Regions from separate parts of the Mus musculus genome. Here region 2 is linked to region 1. A link is a loop called in an ENCODE intact Hi-C map of the cell type or tissue named here. Cell type or tissue: heart. All regions are shown on one strand.

The links. Peaks named below come from ENCODE experiments on the same cell type or tissue, not always from the same donor. Only the 100,000 strongest peaks of a DNase experiment are listed, where the experiment ranks them.
Region 2: it touches region 1 in a loop (3-fold over the local background); 3 of 42 quality-filtered maps call a loop at or near these places.

What each region holds. Positions count from the first base shown.
Region 1 is chr2:75,620,590-75,624,589 of GRCm38, reverse strand. All of the region lies in intron 1 of Gm50595, which reads left to right. Among named protein-coding and RNA genes, the nearest start is that of Gm39853, 9.2 kb to the right of the region's middle. In heart, no CTCF peak of the experiment used is centred here; a DNase peak (open chromatin) is centred at 2,189.
Region 2 is chr2:76,069,048-76,073,047 of GRCm38, reverse strand. The region is part of intron 12 of Pde11a (phosphodiesterase 11A); the gene reads left to right. Among named protein-coding and RNA genes, the nearest start is that of Gm52518, 35 kb to the right of the region's middle. In heart, a CTCF peak has its summit at 2,197 (motif pointing right); DNase peaks (open chromatin) are centred at 1,997 and 2,507; H3K4me3 peaks cover 1,476 bases; H3K27ac peaks cover 2,244 bases.

The DNA.
Region 1 (4,000 bases):
AGGCACTCTTCCAATGCTTAGATGCAACAAACACTGTTACTGTGATGGTCCCTCCCCATACTCATCAATGACTACCACAGGTCTCAAAACATGTTCTGGGGCACCCATCTCCCTCAAAAAGGCTTGTTCTTGGAGAATAGTAACTGAGTTCCATGTGAGAACTCTAATTGTCCACTCTTGTTCTCATTCTGAGATGACCTTGGGAGAGCCAAAGGGATCTAACATAGCTAACAAATACCAGAATAATGAAATGCCTCTTTACTCCCTTTCAAGGGGCAGTGAAGAAAGCTGGAATTCTTGTTTAGGCACAAGTCCCTTCCACAAGGTCACCAAGATTGCAGTAGCTATCTTTCCTGTGTGCCCATAGAAGAAAACACACATATCTTCTTTCTTTTATCTTAACTGCTCCCACCCATCATCCTCTTCCCATATTTTTGTTCGCCCTTTTTCTTGTCACATTTTGTGCCCCATGTATCCTTTGCTTGATAGTTAACCTCTCCCAGGTCAGTAGTTGTTAGGAAAAGTATTGCTCCTGGGAGCAAGACCAAGTTCTCAGCACAAAAGAAATTTATTTGCCCCAGAGGGACAGAAGGCAAGGAATAAGAGACAAAGTCAGGGATAGAGGACAAGGGCGAAGGGGAAGGGAACAAGGGAGAAAGGAGGAGAGGTATTTGTCTCAGAGGACAAAGGGCTGCCTCTGGACAGAGAGGAGACATGTGGCCTATAGCAAAATGCCATTTTATAAAGATGAAATGGGAAACTCAGTGTTAGGATAAGGTGCTTAATTTTAACTGGACATGCTAATTAGATGAGCCAAAGGGAGGTTTTGATTGCTAGACTTCAATACTTTGATAGCTGGACTTTTGAGGTCAGCCTCAGGAGGAGGAAGTGGCCAAGTAAGGAACTAGACCTTTGTGGCTAGCTTTAGGAATCTAATGGCTTCAAGCAAGGCAGAGGGGATGGGAGAGAAAGGCAAAGCCTGCCATGCTCCTATGCTCCAACTGGCCCTTCAGCAGTGGTCTCTTCCCATCATGGACAGTCTGCCTGATGGTCAAGCTGAGGAGGGAGACTCCAAGGTAGAGCCATTGTTCAGGGGCTTCGGTTAAGGGTTCGTTTATACATTCCGGTTGTGCAGATGGCTTTCACTGACCCTTGAAACATCGGGGCATAGACAACCTGGTATTCACCCGATCCCCGCAGAAACCCCTGGCCTTCTTCAGAGTTTTTCCATGGGTGGGTATTTGTCTTAATAGATCCTCTTTATTTGGCCATGTCGTTCAGGCACTAGGTGAGCCAGTCTATAAGGGGTCTTCTCTGGATCTAGTGGGCAGCATGTGGGTACTGCCTGATCAGCGTGTGGTGATTGAATGAAGTGGCCCCCACAGGCTTGTGTATTTAATGCTTGGTCCCTAGTTGATGGAAAGATTAAATCCTTCCTTTTGGGAAGGATTAAGAGCTAATGGCCGCCGGGCGGTGGTGGCGCACACCTTTAATCCCAGCGTTTGGGAGGCAGAGGCAGGCGATTTCTGGGTTCGAGGCCAGCCTGGTCTACAAAGTGAATTCCAGGACAGCCAGGGCTATACAGAGAAACCCTGTCTCCTGTCTCGAAAAACCAAAAAAAAAAAAAAAAAAAAAAAAGAGCTAATGGCCTTGTTGAATGGACTTTGTGGTTTTAAAAGCCCAGGCCCCCTCCTTCTCTTTCTTCTCTTCTCTTCTCTTCTCTTCTCTTCTCTTCTCTTCTCTTCTCTTCTCTTCTCTTCTCTTCTCTTCTCTTCTCCTCTCTCTCTCTCTCTGCCTCTAACTTGTAGATTACATGTAAGTTCTCAGCTGCTGTGCTTCCTGCCACGATGATCATGGGTTCACCCTCTGGCACCATAAGCTCAAATAAACCGTTCCTTTTATAAGTTGCCTCGGCCCTGGTATCTTCTCTGAGCACTAGAAAAGTACCCAGGCCAGCTGTGAAGAGCTGATCTTTGAATTCTTTTCTTTTTATGTTTGCTCTCTATTTGTTACTTTTCACTTTGCCTGGGCTATGTTTGCACATGGCCACCGGGTTGCAAGGCGTGTGTGCGGGCGTAAGGCCAGAAAGAATCTCTGGAGAATCTCAGGCTCTTCCAGAGAATCTGTGAGCTACATTGAGCCTGGGGTTTTATATTTTCACCGAGATGGGAATCAAAGTAGATGACTCAGTTTTCTCACCGCTGAGACACAATATCTGACAGTAACAAGGAAGAGAAGTATTTATTTTGGCTTGCAGTTTCCCAGGGTTCAGTTCATTATGGCCAGAAAAGTGTAGACAGAAGGCTCTAGGCTGTGTGTACACACATGCATTGGACGCTTTTCACATCTCAGCAGATCAGGAAGCAGAAAATGGGACAGGAGTCAGGCTTAGCCGTATCCCTTAAATACCTGCTACCACTAGCCGTGTCTGTGATCTAGTCCCCAGGCTTTTTAAAAGATTTATTTTTTTTAAATTTATGTGTATGTGTGTGTCTGCTGCATTTGTTCAGGTTTCTGCAGAGGCCAGAAGAGGGCGTCAGATCTCCTGGAGCTGGAGTTACAGGCAGGCAGCCGTGATCTGCCTGATGAGGATGCTGAGACGTGAACCCAGGTCCCAGTAAGAGCAGCGAGTACCCTTAACCACTGAGCCGCCTCTCTAGCCCCAGACCTTGAATTCTAAAGGTTTTATAATCCCCCCAAACAGCATCAGCAACTGGAAACTGCTATATTTAAACACAGTAATTGCTGAGGGACATCTCATTCTCAAACTGATATCAGGCAGACAGAGCCAAGGAAACAGCCAAGGAAAACCACACACACACACACACACACACACACACACACACACCTGAGATTTGTAGTTCATCTTCTGAGTTCTAGTAATAATCCCCAGCCACTAACATCACGGTTGATTGTAACAGAGAGCAGAGATTCATATCATCTGTCATAGGGCCTGAAACTGGGGAGGTGATGAATAAATATTTGTTAAATGATTATTTGTGTCCATGGTGGAGCAGTACTTAACGTTTTTCAGGTGACCAATGTCTTTCCACTGATGTGAAAGAACCTATGTGCACATTCTCCATATAAATGAGGTAGACTGTGCGACCGTAACCTCATGGCGCTCGCTTGAAAACATTAATTTGCTCTCTCCATTTTTGCTCCGTTACTCTCGCTGATTAGGTGATACCATGGCGACAAGCTCTGGCTTACACTACCCAGTTTTGATGACAAGCTGTGTTCTTTTCTAGCTGTATAGGAATGTATTAGCCACTTTCTTCGGTTTTCCCACTTATAAGATAAGGATGATAAGTCCACCCACCACACGGAGTTACTGATGGTGGTGAAATGAACTCTCCCATGAAAGGCTTAGTATATGGACATCATGCACACTAGATCTTCTGCCTCCTGCCAAGTGTTTATTCTAGCACCCTAGTTCCAGGACTATGGTGAATAGTTTCTTTCTTTTTCCTGACTTAACTCTAGTTTACCAGGTTTTCCTTCCCTATAACCTGGGTGTTGTGGCTCATCTACTAGCTGGAAGATAGCCTGGGCTAGATGAGATCATGTTTAAAACAAACAAAACCAACAAGAACCCACAAAAAAACCCCAAAAAAACAAAAAAAAAAAAACAAAAAACAAAACAAGAACACGAGGGGCTGGTGAGATGGCTTAGTGGGTAGGAGCACTGACTGCTCTTCCGGAGATCCTGAGTTCAAGTCCCAGCAACCACATGGTGGCTCACAACCACCCGTAGTGGGATCTGACACCCTCTTCTGGTATGTCTGAGGACAGCAACAGTGTACTTATGTGTAATAATAAATAAATCTTAAAAAAAGAACATGAAGATCCTCTGTTGATATGCATGAATGGGAGAAAGAAAATCAATCAATCAACCAAGACACTGTTTGGTTCTGGCTTCTTCATGGACTCCTTCATTTGGAAGACCTACTTCCTTCATTTTGAGGTTGGTAACTGGAAAGTCTTACGAGTCCCTGTT
Region 2 (4,000 bases), 450 kb before region 1:
AGTTTCTAACATGATCTCAGCCTGTGGTAAAGGACACCCACGTTATATCCATGTGTGGGCACCAGAACTATATGCATCCCTGAAGACCACTGGGGTCTTTCACTATTTTGAGACTCTGTCTTCGTTCTAGGGTCCACATATTCTAATTCTAACGAGTTAAAACCCAAACCAAACTTTTCTATTAATCTGGTTTCTTTTCTTTTCTTTTCTTTTCTTTTCTTTTCTTTTTTGTCTGTTTTTTGCAGACAGTCTCATGTAGTCCAGGCTGCCCTTCAATGACCTTAAACTAGCTATGTAGATGACATTGCCCTTGAACTTCTTTTTAAAAACATAATGTTTTGATCTCTTTAATAATTTCTATCATACATACAATGTATTTTGATTTCATTCACTTCCTACCAAATATACTTGCCACATACTCTGCCTCCTGACTTGGCATTATTTTTTTGAGAATTTTATACATGAATACTGTATTTAATACTTTCCACCCCACCTTGTTCATCCCCCTTTCCTTGCCCCCTACTCCCTCTCAGATTCATGACCTCATCTTCTTTAATCGCATAATTGTAATTATATCATTAGTTCTGGTTATATACACAGCTTTCTGAGTCTGTTTGATGTTGCTAGCATGTACATATGTTTAGGGCTGACCATTTGGGATTGGATAACACATCAGAGAGCCCGTCCCTGGAGAAGACTGAGACTTCGTCTCTCAGAAGCCATTCATTGCCTCTAGATCTTCATCTGGAAGTGGGGCCTTGTGACATTTCCCTCCTCTATATTGGTATGTTAACAGGTGTGTTATACAGATCTTGGTTAGGCAGCCATGCTGTTGAGACTTCCTGGGTGCAGTTTCCCTGTCCTATGTAGAAGACACAATCTCAGAGCAGATATCTTGACGCTCTGGCTCTTGCAATTTTTCTGCTCCATCCCTGAAGATGTCCCCTGAGCCTTGGGTAAAGGAGTGAGTTGTGTTGTGCATGATTCAGCTGAGGCTGAGCATTCCACGGTCTGCTGTTTTCAGCGTTTTGACCAGTTGTAGCTTCTTGGTCTGCAAGAAGCTGCAAAAGGAAGCTTCTTTGAGGAGGAGTGAGAACTACACCTGCAGGTATAAGGATACATATTTAGAATACAGTTAGACATCTACTGTACCCTTGGGGGAAATAGCCATGCTAGGTTCTCCTCTAGGGTCCTTGATCTTGCAAGTCATAGGTAGTTGGCTAGGTTTACAACACTAAGCATGAGTTCCTCCTCTTAAGCAGGATACAAATCCAAGTAGACAGCTGTTGTCACCTCCGAGATATCAGTGTCACTATTGCAACTTTCCTTGAACCTTTGATGAGTGCTGGTCGTTGTATGGTTGGGAAGCTCAGCAGGTGGGTGGGGCTATTCATTGTTTTTCTGCTTTGTCAACTTGCATAGTCATTTCAGGTACTAGGAAAGCTAGTTTTCAGGGCTGAGGCTTCCAGGTCAGTTCTAGCTTTATTCCTGCAACGACTATATCTGACGTATGTAGCATCTCTAGGAACAGGCCTTGCCTGCAAGTTCTGAGAGGCAACCACTAGCTACAGCAATAAGCTGTGTTATTTTGGAAGTTTCTTCCAACTCTCTTGACCAACAAATCTAGAGAAAGTTTTCCCTGCCTGTCTAGCATTGGGTGTTTTGTTAGATAGTCTAAAGCTCCTGAGAGAATAGTATCACTCCCAAGTGTCACTTCATTTAAACTGTATAGATACATATACACACACACACACATGTTGCATATTTGTGTGTTTTAAGAAACATAAAAATGTTTCCCTACAATTTTTTTCAAACACCCTTAATGCTATGTATCCCTCCTCCCTCCCTCTCCCTCTGTGCGTCTCTCCCTCCCCTCTTCCCAGTTAAACCCCCCATCTCCTCGTTTCTATGTACACAGCATCTGTGTTCCACAGCATCCGCTCTCCAGACCTCCACCCCTCCCCACAACCCCAGTTTCCCTTCCTCAATTCTGTGGTCACATTAGGTTGAACTTTTGATCATCTTGCCTCTGCTTCTCAAGTTACCACCAGCCAACAGGAAGAAAGGCAGGGAGGGAGGGAGCAAAGGAGGGAGGGAAGGAGAGAGGAAGGGAGGGAGGGACAGAAAAAGAGAAGGAAGAAAGGAGGGAGGGAAGGAAGGAAGGAAAGAAGGAAGGAAATTTTTGACTGAAAGGACGCCCGATGTGTGCTGGAATTTCCTCTAGATGGCGCTCCAAGGCAAAGTTTCCCAACCAATCCGGAGGCGGGGTGTTGGGGGGGGGGGGGGAGGAAGCAGTGAGCGGTCAAACCTTGACCAACCTTCCTTGAAAGTGCTTCTTTTCTTCTGGCGCGACAGATTCAGGCCAGTGCAAAAATAAATGTTTTCTTTAAAATATTCACCAACAAAGCCGGTCTGTCGGAACAGAGCCCCTTCTATGAAGATGGGCCTGTTTTATGACTGTGCGTTAGCAAGAAGAATCCTGCCTCCTCCACGTGACTTGAAATTTGATCGCGCATTTTCCTAACCCCATTGTCTAGGAGAAGGGGGAAGTTGCGCAGCTGGGCACTGCTGAACGGGTTTGGAACCACAAACTTCTGGACACTCACATGCATATTTGCACCAACTTCCTAGCTTTTATCTCTAAAATTATTTCACACAGAGAAAATAAGATTATTCACTCAAAATGGTTTGCAACAGCATCCAGCCTCATGTTTAGGAAACCAAATAACTTTAGCTCCTTAGAAATCAAAGGAAACAAAGGGGAAGTTTATAGCACGAGCAGTTTTATTCAGACGTGGGTGGATATTTCATTCACCCAGAAACCCATTGATCGATTATTGATTTGTTCCATGCACCTCGCTGGAAATTTTTTTAAAATTGCGGAATCAAAGCTTCAAGGTTACCTTTTATTTGAAGGAAATACCTATATAGTTAATTTTTTTTCCTGAGCTTTGCCTTCCTCTAATAAATATACTAGATAATGCTTTCATCAACCATGGCTAGACAGAGACTAAAAACCTATATACCAATGGTATCTATACAAATTCTCATTGTTTATGTAAGGAGAAAGGAATGCTAGCCCGTTGTGCACATGTGTAATGAAAGATTATGACCAGGGCTCCTGTACTGACAGGGTAAACCAGATATAGGAATGGATTTTTTTTTTTTTTGCTTGTATTCTGTAGACTAAAAGGCGTGCCTTGATGTCTAAGTTACAGACATACTTTTTGTTTGCATTATAAATGGTGTGTACTCTGACAGATTTTCCAAGGGGAACAGAAAGGGTCCTTAAGAGTCAGGATTCTTTAGTGTCTTATAAATAGACTCTTTATCACCTAGGGCATTGCCCTGCTTCCCGTAGGGCTCAATAAAGATTAATTGAATGAGTGAATTTATCTTAGGGAAATATTATTTGAAGAACTATGTTGCTCAGCGTCCGGGATTTTGGTTTTTGGTTTTTTTTTTTTTAAGCACTATAATGACGAACAACTTTCATTGCTCAAAATCTCGCTCTTATCGCATCACGCTAAGGTTCAGCTAGGGTTCATATAGGATATTATGATCTTGCAGAATTCGCTGGCTGTGAAAAGGGAAGAGCACGTGATCACATTAAAATTTATGGTGGTGCTGGCGGCATGGCGCTGGTGGGGACCGGCAGTTAAACACTAATAATAACCAAGTGTCACGGCACACACATTGACACCTCCTGACATTTACTGGGGATCCTAAATCTTCAGTGTGGAGGTAGTGTTCTTCAGTCCACCTTTGTGTTGTCAACAAGGTTATTTGGGGAGATAGCCACGCCATTTTATCAATAATTCAAGCTGGAGAACAGAAGGGACACTTAGGGGGGAAATCTGTCCCAGCCTCAAGCTGGAGCATCTCACGCGGTCTAGTGACTGACGTTCTCAGATAAGTCCTGATCCTTGAGGTCAAAAAATTTCCCCCAAAAGGAATCTCTCTGGAATACAATTAGAGCTCTTTGTTTGCCCCCTTGGGA